Regions from separate parts of the Homo sapiens genome. Here region 2 is linked to region 1. Evidence: chromatin contacts called from ENCODE Hi-C or POLR2A ChIA-PET data. All regions are on one chromosome and are shown on one strand. Each heading gives the region's core, a stretch centred on a gene start or an enhancer-like site at or near the end of the contact. The rest is flanking DNA. Distances are from core to core; before and after follow the strand shown.

Region 1 (6,722 bases), core at 1,565-4,064:
GAATTGCTTGAACCCCTGAGGCGGAGGTTGCAGTGGGCCGAGATCACGCCACTGCACTCCAGCCTGGGCCACAGAGTGAGGCTCAGTCTCAAAATAAATAAATAAAGTTGACCACATGAATTAAATCCTCAACCTTACTATACATTTGTTCTATGCTCCCTTTTCCAGAAAGGCCCTATCCTACCCCTCTGACTCTATTCCTATTAGTCCTTCAGACTTCATTTATTTATTATTATTTTGAGACGGAGTCTGGCTTTGTTGCCCAGGCTGGAGTGCAGTGGCACAATCTCAGCTCACTGCAACCTCCGCCTCCCAGGTTCAAGTGATTCTCCTGCCTCAGCCTCCTGAGTAGCTGGGACTACAGGTGCCTGCCACTACGCCCAGCTAATTTTTGTATTTTTAGTAAAAACGGGGTTTCACCATATTGGCCAAACTGGTCTTGACCTCCCGACCTTGTGATCCGCCCGCCAAGGCCTCCCAAAGTGCTGGGATTACAGGCATGAGCCACCGCGCCCGGCCCAGACTTCATTTTAGGTATCATCTCCACGTAAGCCTACTCAAACTCCTCACGATTTAGACTAGCCACTCTTCCTCCCTGTGCTTACTATTGTAGCATCTTCCACACTATTATGATTATCTCACCGGAATGCTCCTCAAGGGGTCTGTTGTGTTCATCATTTATTCCCAGTGCCTAAAAACAGTGCCCAGCATTAGGTGCTCAATAAATATTTGCTGACCCATCTGATCACCTAACCCTAGCCAGCTACAGCTAAAAGTGGAGTGTTAAAAGCAAACAGTGCTAGGGAAGTGCTAGCGCTAAGTGCTAGTATTCTCTAACCCACAAGTTAGAGAACAAGCTCTAAGTTTCATGAAATTTATGACAGACCAAGAAAACAGTATGATACTCTGGAAATAAGGATTATGATAATTTGCCTCCCAAAAAAGGTAAGCAAAATAAAAATCTATTTAAAAAATCACTTGTCCAATTTAATTTCAGTATAATTTCTTTTGTGAGAATGAAGCAGGTATTTGTCACAAAAGAAAACCCAAACCAAATATTTCAGTTACGCTATACAAACTGTTTCAAATCAGCTTAATTTTGACAATTCCCAGAGTTCAAAGACGACTGCCGTTGCTTTTTAAAAGCCTCTCAATATAAAAGTACATTTAAAAATGGGTTCAACTGCACCGCCACAATGCTGAGAGCCATGTGTCTTTTAAGAAATTTATTGCGGAGCGGATGGGTTTCACAATTAATATAGCACAATTAGCGTCAATGCCACTTAAATTTTCTAACCAGATTCAAAAGGGACTTTCCTAGAGCCTTCCCTTTTCCTTTCCTAAACGGGAAATTCGATTAAAAAGGTCACTCTTTAGCTCTTACTTCCACACTAAGTAATTCTGAAACATGGTGAAAGTGCATTATAAGTCCATAGGGCTATGACTGGCAAAATACTTTCCTGTAAATACTAGAGTCAAATAAAATAGAAGAGAGAGCTTGACTTCACTCCGTTGGGTTTGAGGACAGAAACTGATCATCTCCCTCAGATTACTGCTTCTGTTGATGTCTCGAAAAGCACTGAGGCAAATATGCCAGAGTCCCACCCCAAGCGCGAAGAGCCTCCGATTGTTTGACACATCAATGGATTAGTGAATGAGGGCAACTCACTCTTCCCTTCTAATTTACCTTAATTATTCTTCTCAGAAACCCTCAAGTTTACTCTAAGTTATCACCATATGGAATCTTTTCTTTGCCCCAAAGTATAAATTCAGGCCTTTCCCAAATAGCTAGTACTGCTTCAATCGCAACCACTGAAATAAATACCTTAAAAATATCACACATCTACTAATTCCACGCAAATGTGGAAAAAGCCAGTCCAGTCGCCTGAAGAAATAAGGTTCTGGAACATGGTTAAATGATGCATATTTTGTAACAGAAGGCACTGAGCATAGTGGGAGACTCGAAAGCAAAAGACCGGATGGAAATCATGGGAAGACCCCGCCCCAGTAAGCTCGATGCCGATTCAAACAGTAACTTGGATGTGTCGTTTGGAATCGGAATCACTGAAACAAAGGCGTATATTACGGGAAGCAAGATGTCTGGAGTAAAATAAACGGTATGCAGCTACCGAGACCGTACACCGTCCTCCCACAGGTCTTACCTATGGTGGAAATAAAGGTAGTATTGAAGGCATCATCCGAAAAACGAAAAAGGACGCAGGTCTTCCCCACTCCGGAATCCCCGATCAGGAGCAGCTTGAAAAGCAGGTCGTACGTCTTCTTCGCCATTGGGAGGAGCGGCTCGGGCTCTCGCCGCCGGCGGCCCCAAGGGATCGGTCCCTCTCACTACGGCCAACTCCTCACTCGGGCGTTCTCAGGCCGGAGGACCGGGGAAGCGTGGGAAAAAGGCTCGAGACGGCGCGGGCGACCTACGAACAGCTTTGAGGAAGCCCCGACAGTGGCGGCGTCCAGTGCCTCCGAGGGCGGCGACCGCGGCTCCGCAGCCTCTCCCAGCCCGTCCGCCCGGTTCCGGGGAGTCGGTCGGGACAAAATGGCCTCCCCTCCCCCCTCAGGGCTTCTCGGCCGGGACGCTCCCACGGGCGAGCAAGCCTGCTCTGCCGTCGAGGAGGCGCAGCGGGCGTGAGGACAGTCTCTCTCCCGAGCGGAAACTCCCTGCTAGCACGCGGCGAGGGCAGCGAAGAAGGACCCCTAAGTCGACGAGCTCAGTTACATAGCCCCAGGAAACCGAGCCACCCCGGCCAGAGCCACCTTTTCCCCGTGCCCTCTCACGCCGGCGTGCGCGCTGCCTGAGACGCACGCAAGGGCGTACGCCCGCCCTTCCCTCACGCCCTAGCCTTGCGGTCCGCCTCTGCGCACGCGCACAAGAGGGCATGGGGGCGCGCCGAAGTGGCGAGTGGAATGCTCCTGTCTCCAAGCCTCAGTCTGAGGCTGGACCCAGAGGGGAGAAGGGAGGGGCGAGAAAGGGCGAGGCCGCGGGCGCGCTCCCTGTGGCCGCCTGATAGGGTGCGCGGCGTTACGAGCACGCCCCGGGGGAGACGCTACCTAGCGACTGCGCAGGCGCAGCGCCCCCCCTCCGACCCCCGCCTCCCGCCTCCCGCTCCCCGCTCCCCGGGACACCCTTACAGAGCCCAGCACCTCCTTCCCCTCCCGGGGTCTCCCGCTGGACTGCGCTGCGGTTTCTCTGCACAGCGCTTGTCGGGTGTGTTGAGCTGGAGGTCTTGGCGCAGCGACGGGCTTGGGTGGCCATGTGTTCCCGTGTAGGTGGAGCTCGTAAACGCGAGAAAAAGCCGCGCCCTGGGTCATTTAATAGCCTCTTTGCTAGAACGAGACGCCTCCCGGCGTGCCCCCTCTCCAGGGCCAGCCCTGACGGGGAAACATGAGCGCTCCATCCGGATTGACTTCAAGAGCAAGAGTTTGAGATGGAAAAGCTGGCCACGCCGCTCGGGTTGGGATGAGGTAATCCTCACAACCTCTTCCTGGGCGAGGAGAGGAAGGTTGAGGAACACCTGGGCGCAGGAAGAACCTCCCTGCGAAGTGGAGGGTTCTGTGCGGTGCTCAGAGAACCTGCTTCAGGCCTTTGCCGTCCTTCAGGAATCCGGGAGAACCCGAGAGCGCTCTGCAGAGGAGGTGGGGCCTCTGCCTGCCGCCAGCGTCGTACCACTGGGTTGAAAATTGAAAGGTGGTCAAGCCTACTCCCAGTCCGACACAGCCTGCTTCCTCGCATTTTCTTTTTCTTTTTTTCTTTTCTTTCTTTTTTTTTTTTTTTTTTTTGAGATGGAGTTTCGCTCGTTTCCTCGCATTTTCTTTTTCTTTTTTTCTTTTCTTTCTTTTTTTTTTTTTTTTTGAGATGGAGTTTCGCTCTTGTTGCCCAGGCTAGAGTGCAATGGCACAATCTCTGCTCACTGCAACCTCCACCACCTGGGTTCAAGTGATTCTCCTGCCTCGGCCTCCCAAGTAGCTGGGATTACAGGCATGTGCTACCACGCCCGGCTAATTTTTTGTATTTAGTAGAGACGGGGTTTCACCCTGTTAGTCAGGCTGGTGTCGAACACCTGACAGGTGACCCGCCCGCCCCGGCCTCCCAAAGTGCTGGGATTACAGGCGTTAGCCCCCGCGCCCGGGCCCTCGCATTTTCTTTGCATTTGCTTTACCTTCTGTTCTCTCTCCCCATCAGTCCTGTTTACGCCACCCTTTTTCTCTCCTACCCTTCTGTAGTTGCAGTATGCATGCTGCTGACCTTCCATTCTCAGGGACATCCATCCCTCAAAGCACACCTAGGTGTGATGGCACAGGAGTTGAACCTGGTGAGCTGGTTCAACCTGATAAAGTGGAAAACGCTGAAGTATGTGGAAAACAAGAAACAGGGATAGAGAAGTAAAAACTACATTTTCACACACACCACCCCAAGATCGCCAAATCACCAAAATGTGTATTTGATATGTAATTAAAGTTAGACTTTCAGGCAATTCCGTCTTACATTTCTGTCTTATATTTCTGTCTTACATTTTTCCTTTCTTCTCAACCACCCCTAAAGCGTCCTTACCGAAGATACTTGTCTTCACTAATACAGCTTTCTCTTCAGTTGTTTTCTCCAATTGCTCCTAGTCTTGTCACTTAAACATTTTTTTTTTTTGAGACAGACTCTCACTCTACCACCCATGCTGGAGTGCAGTGGCACAATCTCGGCTTACTGCAGCCCTTCCGGGTTCAAGTGATTCTCCTGCCTCAGCCTCCTTAGTAGCTGGGATTACAGGCGTGTGCCACCAAGCCTGGCTAATTTTTATATTTTTAGTAGAGACGGGGTTTCACCATGTTGGCCAGGCTGGTCTTGAACTCCTGACCTCAGATGATCCATCCGCCTCAGCCTCCCAAAGTGCTGGGATTACAGGTGAGAGCCACTGCGCCTGGCCTCACTTAAACCTTCTTATCCTCTATGAATCATTCTGACTGTAGTCGGGAATGCCTTATGATAATAACAATTCTAAAATAGACTAGCTATGCAAATCACAAAGTGAGTGATGGTCAGTGCAGCACAGGTGTGTCGTCAATTCAGCGTCAGAAGGAAAATCTTGTTACCTTGATTATTCCTTTCAAAATAAGTTAGATTAACTCAAGCCTCAATGTTACAAAGTATTTTAAAAGTCTTGAAAGTTTTTAAGCTGGGCACAGTGACTGAACCTGTAGTCCCAGCTATTCAGGAGGCTGAGGAGGGAGGATTGCTTGACCCCAGGAGATTGAGACCAGCCTGGACAACAGAGTGGACTCCATCTGTGAAAAAATGAAGTGTTAAAGGTTTTGTTTGTTTTTAAGACAGGGTCTTGCTTGTTTCCCACACTGGAGTGTGGAGGCCTCACTGCAACCTCAAACTCCTGGCCTCAAGCGATCCTCCCACCTTGGCTTCCTAAGGTGCTGGGATTACAGGTGTGAGCCAACAGGCCCAGCCAAGACTTTTTCCTGTAGAAGGCCTAATTTGGGCCGGGCCTAGTGGCTCTCACCTGTAATCCCAGCACTTTGGGAGACCGAGGTGGGTGGATCGTTTGAGGTCAAGAGATCGAGACCATCTTGGCCAACATGGTGAGACCCCATCTCTACTAAAAATACATTAATTAGCTGAGCATGGTGGCATGCACCTGTAGTCCCAGCTACTCAGGAGGCTGAGGCAGGAGAATTGCTTAAACCAGGGAGTCGGAGGTTGCAGTGAGCCAAGATTGCACCACTGCATTCTAGCCTGGTGACAGAGCAAGACTCCATCTCAAAAAAAAAAGCCTAATTTGGAGAGTAATACCACTACGTAAATTTTGGGGATAATGGACAGTTGAAAAATCTGAAAAACCCAACACAAATGATAAATGTTTGAGGTGATGGGTAACCTCATTTGTAATGATTTGATCATTACACACAGTATGCATGTATCAAAAATCACATGTACTTCCATTAATATGTACAAATATAAGTAAAAAAGATTTTTTCACTTTATTTTTTATCCTGTAACCAACAATTTTATCACTTAGAAACCTTTCCCCATGAACTCATATTCTGAAACTTTAGGAATTATTACATTTATTAACAAATTATCGATCATAGACTTTTTTTTTTTTGAGATAGAATCTCACTCTTTCACCCAGACTGGAGTGCAGTGGCACAGTCTTGGTTCACTGCAACTTCTGCCTCCTGGTTCAAGTGAAACTCCTGCCTCAGCCTCCCAAGTAGCTGGTATTACAGGCACCGCCACCACGCCTGTCTTGAGTTTTGTATTTTTAGTAGAGATGGGGTTTCATCATGTTGGCAAGGCTGCTCTTAGACCCCTGACCTCAAGTGATCCGCCCTCCTCAGCCTCCCAAAGTGCTGGGATTACAGGAATGAGCCACCGCGCCCAGCCCCTGGACTACATTCTTTATAGAGCAATTCTGAAAAAAGCATAAGCCTTTAACTAGGGCGTGAGCCACCATCCCTGACCAGGATAGTCTTGAACTCCTAACCTCAAGTGATTTGCCCTCCTTGGCCTCCCAAAGTGCTGGAATTATAGGCGTGAGCCACTGTGCCCCGCCAGGATACCTTTTTTTTTTTTTTTTTTTTTTTTGAGGCAGGTTCTCACTCTGTCGCCCAAGCTGCAGTGCAGTGGAACGATCATGGCTCACTGCAGCCTCAGCCTCTTGGGCTCAAGCAGTCCTCCCACTTCAGCCTCCCAAGTCCCTGAGACT
Region 2 (6,722 bases), core at 1,259-3,758, 240 kb before region 1:
GCTGGGATTATAGGTGTAAGACACCATGCCTAGCTAGTAGATGAGATTTTTAAAGGAAAATATGCATACAGAGAAATGCAAAGCTCTAAGGAATGAAACTTGCAAAACACCTTTCAAAAAGAGAAAGAGGGAGAGATCCAGTTGTGTGTGTGTGTGGTTTTTTATTTTTATTTTTTGAGACGGAGTTTTGCTCTTGTTGCCCAGGCTGGAGTGCAATGGCGTGATCTCGGCTCACTGCAACCTCTGCCTCCCAGGTTCAAGGGATTCTCCTGCCTCAGCCTTCCAAGTAGCTGGCATTACAGGCATGTGCTACTACGCCCAGCTAATTTTGTATTTTTAGTAGAGATGGGGTTTCTCCATGTTGGTCAGGCTGGTCTTGAACTCCCGACCTCAGGTGATCTGCCCACCTCAGCCTCCCAAAGTGCTGGGATTACAGGAGTGAGCCACCGTGCTTGGCCCAGTTTTTTTTTTTTAAGCTAGAGAAGAATCGGCCGGGCGCAGTGGCTCACACCTGTAAGCCCAGCACTTTGGGAGGCCGAGGAGGGCGGATCACGAGGTCAGGAGATCGACACCATCCTGGCTAACACAGTGAAACCCCGTCTCTACTAAAAATACAAAAAAAAAAAAGAAAAAAAAAATTAGCCGGGCATGGTGGCAGGCGCCTGTAGTCCCAGGTACTCGGGAGGCTGAGGCAGGAGAATGGCGTGAACCCGGCAGGCAGAGCTTGCAGTGAGCCGAAATCACGCCACTGCACTCCAGCCTGGGTGACAGAGCGAGACTCCGTCTCAAAAAAAAAAAAAAAAAAGCTACAGAAGAATCAGTCAGGATACAGAAGAAAAAGAAAAATCATAAAGGCATATTACTAAGAAGTCAACAGAAGAGAGGTGATTATAGCTTACAGTGTCAAGTGCTATAAAGTACAGAGACAGAGGACTGAGAAAGGATCAGTACATTGAGCAATCATAAAACCATTATTAAGAGAAGATTCTAAAGTATGGTTTCTGTAAAACAAAGGGAAAATGGAAATAATGATTATACAATTAGACAGAGGAAACTAATAATAAGGAAACAGAAACAACTGCTCTTTCACTCATGCTTGAGGTATTGCAGGAAGAAAAAAAAAACAAACATAGAGTTAGAATGGACAGAAAGGTCAACTGAAGGGTTTCTCCAAACTAAGAAAGAACTGTGGCTGGTTGAAGACACAAAGGCAAAGTGTCAGTGGAAAATGAAGAGATAATGCCTTACATGTTATGAAACAGCAACACATTTAATGATTCTCAACCAAATTATTCATCCAGCCTAATCTTATTTAACTACATCTAATTTTACATTTTTACTTGGTTTGCACATGAATCTTCAGGTGTCTTTTAGGCTTCTTTCTAGGTAAATATCTACATAATCTGTTCAGCTACCCTTATACAAGTTCCTAAGGCAATCATCAAATATATGTATTGTGTTTAGGCTGATCAATCGAGTCCTGTGGCTAGCTAAGGTAGCATTAAAGTATACTGTCAGGCTAAGACACTGTTAGGCCTGCAAAATAAAGATTGACAATATTCATAAGCTGCTTAAATTTGTATAGTACAGATGGCTAAAATAAGAACAAATTGCTATTTTATGTGTAAAAACTGGAGAAAGTGCCTTTAATGAAATAAGAACGGAAATGAAACTGCATTTACTTACGTAAGCGCTGCTCTAGCCAAATCATGTGGCATCAGGTCTTTATATCTGGGGAACGAAAACCAGTAATTTAAACCAAAACCCTAGAGCTTCAATGAAAAATTTTCATTCTATTTGAAATACCCAGAGATCATCAAACACATGCTGCTACAAACACACTTAACTTTACTATCCAAGGCAGTCCATCATTTCAAATGAAGAAATAGTGTGACTTCGCTATTTGTCATCCTTAAAAGTCTAGCAAGCCTTAACTCCTCCTGAGCTTGCTAAGAATCGAACAAAAATGTTGTCCAACACCTTAATGTTCAGTATAACATATGCTAAATTTTCTTTAAAGTGAAGCCCCACCTTTGAGGTCTCTTTTCCTTTAAACATTTTATTTTAAAAGTATATTATTTATTTATTTTGTAATGCCTACAGGGCTACAGGTGATGTATTAGGACTTTTGAAGAAACTTTTTGCTTTTAAGTAACTTGAGATTTACCAAAGAATTGGAAAGAGGCCAAGCATGGTGGCTCACACCTAGAATCCCAACATTTTGGGAGGCTGAGGTGATATGACTACTTGAGGCCAGGAGTTCAAGACCAGCCTGGGTAACAGAGCAAGCAAGACCTTGTCTCTTACAAAAAATATTAAAAATTAGCCAGGCGTGGTGGCATGGATCTGTAGTCCTAGCTACTTGGGAGGCTGAGGTGAGAAGACTGCTTAAGGCCATGAATTTGAGGCTGCTAGGATCACACCACTGCACTCCAGTCTGGGCAGCAGAGCAAGACCCTGTGTAAATACATAAATAAGAATTGGAAAAAGAGAGCAGAGTTCCTCTTTCCCCCTGCTGTTTTTTTTTTTTTTTTAAGACGGAGGTTCGCTCTTGTTGCCCAGGCTGAAGTGCAATGGCGCAATCTCAGCTCACTGCAACCTCCACCTCCAGGGTTCAAGCAATTCTCCTGCCTCAGCTTCCCGAATAGCTGGGATTACGGGCACCCACCACCACGCCCAGCTGATTTTTTTGTATTTTTAGTAGAGATGGGATTTCACCATGTTGGCCACGCTGGTCCTGAACTCCTGACCTCAGGTGATTTGCCCGCCTTGGCCTCCCAAAGTGCTGGGATTACAGACGTGAGTCACCGCGCCCAGCCTTCCCCTGCTTTTTCTAATACTGACATCTTACATAACCATGATATACTTATTAAAACTAAGAAATGAACATTGGCACAATACTATTCACTAAGCTACTACCTATCTGAGTCTCACCAGTTGTTCCACTAATGTCCTTTTTCTGTTCCAAGATTCAATCCAAGATACCATGTTGCATTTAGTTGTCATGCCTCCTCAGTCTCCTCCAATTTGTGACAGTTTCTCAGTCTTCCTTGTCTTTCATGACCTTGACACTTTTGAAGACTGGGGTTATGGATTTAGGGGAAGAATATCACAGAGGTAAACTGTATTTCTCTTAGCTTCGTATCAGGGGGCACATGATATCAACATGACTTACTACCAGTGATGTTAAAGTGATGATTTGGGTCAAGTGATGTCTGCCAGTTTACTCCACTATAAAGTTACTATTTTTTCCTTTCTTATCTCAATTTGTTAGAAGTGAGTCACTAAGTCTAGCCCACATTCTGAGGGGAGAATTAAGTTCCACCTTCCAGTGGCAGGAATAACACAGACTTTGCGGACGTATGTCGAAATCATCATAGTAATTGATAAATATTTTGGGGGAGATTCTCTGAGACTATGCAAATATTCTGTTTCTTCTTAGCATTTCACCTAATTTTAGCATTCATTTGTAGATCTCGCAGCAAGTATTATGTGGTATTCTAATGGTTATTTTTCTCATTCTTTATTTATTTTTATTTTTTGAGATAGGGTCTCACTCTGTCACTCAGACTGGAATGCAGTGGTGCAATCACAGGTCACTGCAGCCTCAAACTCATGGGCTCAAGCAATCTTCCCACTTCGGCCTCCCTTGTAGGTAGGACTACCGGTGTCTGCTACCACACCCAGCTAATTTTTCATTTTTAGTTTTTGCAGAGATGGAGTCTCACTTTGTCCATGCCGGTCTCGAACTCCTGGCCTCAAGCAATCCTCCTACCTCAGCCTCCCAAAGTGCTGGGATTACATGTGTGAACCACTGTACACAGTCCTCCTATATTTATTAATCAAAATTCTTCTGTAAGGAAGACTTGTTCATTCTTTCTCATTTATTTACTCTTTTTTTTTTTTTTTTTTGAGACAGAGTCTCACTCTGTTGCCCAGGCTGGAGTGCAGTGGCACGATGTCGGCTCACCGCAACCTCTGCCTCCCGGGTTCAATCGATTCTCCTGCCTCAGCCTCCTGAGTAGCTGGGATTATAGGCGCCTGCCACCAAATCCAGCTAATTTTTGTATTTTTAGTAGAGAAGGGGTTTCACCATGTTGGCCAGGCTGGTCTCGAACTCCTGACCTCAAGCGATCCATTCACCTTGGCCTCCCAATGTGTATTTATTTATTCACTTATTTATATCAGATTAGACTCGTAGGCATTTGTTTTATTCTTTGGGTTATGTTCCAATACTATTGCAATTTATTTTATTGCTCAAATCATTGCAGTTTTGGTGACCGGTAGCTCCTGCAGGTCAGACCTGTGTCTTTTTGACATGACCCCCTGAACCCCTCTTTTTTTTAAGTACTTCTTTGCTTTCCGGCACTACAAGTTCTCCTTGCTCATCCTGTCTTTTCTCTGGCTCAGCCCTAATCATTCTTCAAAGGAGCTCTGGTTCTTTGTATTGAAGACTGCTATTTAGAAACCAAGATCTGGGTATGAACTCTATTTATTTGTTTGTTTGTTTAAAGATCAAAAATAAATTCTCTTTATTTTTAAGTCAGAGATTTAATCATTGGATTAAATAAGAAGATTCATTCTTCAAGTCCCTGAAAATTAAAACTTAAAAACTCCAAAATATTTTTACTGTCATTTTCACTCAGAATCACAGGAGAACCATGAGTAGTTTTCCAAATTTTTCATAGGTAAATCCAGTTTCCTCAAATTTAGGACAGAATTATTTGGGGAAAAGTCATGTGTCAATTTGAAAATGCCTAAGCCATAAATTATTTATCATTTACAATCCTTTTTTTTTTTTTTTTTTTTTTTGAGAGAGAGTGTCTCACTCCATCACCAAGGCTGGAGGGCTGGAGTGCAGTGGTGCAACGTGCTTCCTGGGCTCAAGATAGTCTCCCACCTCAGCCTCCCAAGTAGCTGGGATTACAGGTGCACGCCACCATGCCTGGCTAATTTTTGTATTTTTAGTAGAGATAGGGTCTCGCCATGTTGGCCAGGCTGGTCTCAAACACCTGACCTCAGGTGATCCGCCCGCCTCAGCCTCCCAAAGTGCTGGGATTACAGACGTGAGCCACTGCGCCCAGCCAACTTATCATTTACAATCTTTATTCTCATACTCTCACACTCCTCTACCTGAATGATTGACAGACTTCTGAATTCCACTGCTAGAGTCTATTCCCGGGAGTGCTTCCCAAATGCCCCTACCCATAAGAACCTGGCCTTCCAAATAACACTCAAGTTGAAAGCAACGTTTCTGCAAATTAAACAGAAAAAGACTTTTTCCACTTAGAAAATGATCTTCTATTACAGAAGACTCATTTGGTACTTCAATCCTAACATCAATAATGTAAAAATTGTTGTCCTTATACATTTTCCCTCTATGTTATTATTATTAATTTTTTTTTAAGAGACAAGGTCTGGCTCTGTCACCCAGGTTGAAGTGCAATAGCATAGCTCATATACGTTCATAGCCCACTGCAGCCTCAAACTCCTAGGCTTAAGCAATCCTCCCGCCCCAGCCTCCCAAGTAGCTAGGACTAGGGGCATGCACCACCATGCCTGGCTAATTAAAACACCTTTTTTTTTTTCTTTTTTTTGTAGAGATAGGACTGGGAGGTAGGGGGTGAGGAGGCGTTGGGGATAGGTGTCTAGTTATGTTGCTCATATGTTGCTCAAGCCAGTCTCAAACTCCTGGCCTTGAATGATCCTCCCGCCTCCGCCTCCCAAAGCGCTGGAATTATAGGTGTGAGCCACTGCACCTGGCCTCTAATGTTATTTTTTAGTGACTTTTGTTCTTTACATGAATATTGCCTTAAAATACTTTTGATTCTTTCTTCCCTATTCACTATCATTTCTTACATTACTCAATGTTTTTCTCTTCTCTGTACCACTAGATTGCTCATGAACCAGAATCCTGAATTAAACTAAAACACAATACACAACAAAGAAAGGAACAACCCTATGCCAATTTGGTAAATACCTCAAATTAAACTTCATGCAAATACTAATCATCAAATGTTTAATAAAAGTAAATGAAACAGTTGAGTATGTTTGGGTGTTTTGTTGTTGTTGTTGTTGTTGTTGTTTTGAGATGGAGTTTTGCTCTGTCACCCAGGCTGGAGTACAGTGGCACAATCTCAGCTCATCACAACCTCCACCTCCCAGGTTCAAGTGATTCTCCTGCCTCAGCCTCCCAAGTAGCTGGGACTACAGGCATGCACCACCACACCTAGCTAATTTTTGTATTTTTAGTAGAGATGGGGTTTTGCCATATTGGCCGGGCTGGTCTCAAACTCCTAACCTCAGGTGATCCACCTGCCTTGGCCTCCCAAAGTGTTGGGATTACAGGTGTGAGCCACTGAACCTGGCCTGTTTGTATTTTTTAACAGCTAGTAAAACAGTATCAAACACCTACATAATATATAATGATCCTTACAAAAAAAGTCTTCCTAGCCAAGAACTTTCATGTCTTGATGGAACTTTTTCTATTTTATTGCTGCTGAGTAAAAGGAGGACATCATCTTCTTCCTGCTGCTAAAGCCTTCTGATTCTTACTTTTACTGTTGTGTCAGTACAGGAAAGAGATTATAGAAACATCGTTAAGTGGATTACTATATTGATAAAATAGGATGAATAAAGAAACGTCACTACCATTTACTTATAGCATTACTTCTTCTTCTTTTTTTTTTTTTTTGAAACAGGGTCTCGCTGTGTTGCCCAGG

What was found. Hi-C counts contacts between places; a loop is a spot of excess contacts on that map. ChIA-PET counts read pairs that join two places held with the same protein, here RNA polymerase II (POLR2A). Pooled maps may share reads with other maps.
Region 2: a pooled map shows a loop between it and region 1 (2.4-fold over the local background). The contact joins the enhancer-like site here to the promoter of RAB10 in region 1. A Hi-C loop is called at or near these places in 4 of 50 pooled maps. POLR2A ChIA-PET finds 5 or more read pairs at or near these places in 3 of 52 experiments (H1, MCF 10A and activated B cell).

What each region holds. Positions count from the first base shown.
Region 1 is chr2:26,030,176-26,036,897 of GRCh38, reverse strand. RAB10 (RAB10, member RAS oncogene family) reads right to left here and starts at 2,814. Exons shown (of 6, transcript NM_016131.5): 1 at 2,163-2,814. The coding sequence starts at 2,289. LOC124907743 (a long non-coding RNA gene) reads left to right here and starts at 3,149. Exons shown (of 2, transcript XR_007086249.1): 1 at 3,149-3,220; 2 at 4,237-4,487. RefSeq lists an enhancer at 2,559-2,608 and a silencer at 2,919-3,148.
Region 2 is chr2:26,264,962-26,271,683 of GRCh38, reverse strand. It overlaps HADHB (hydroxyacyl-CoA dehydrogenase trifunctional multienzyme complex subunit beta), which reads right to left. Exons shown (of 16, transcript NM_000183.3): 5 at 1,687-1,731. Among named protein-coding and RNA genes, the nearest start is that of HADHB, 23 kb to the right of the region's middle. Within about 2 kb of position 2,508, at least 3 of the 41 ENCODE cell types and tissues checked have a DNase peak (open chromatin) inside an H3K27ac peak, as active enhancers do.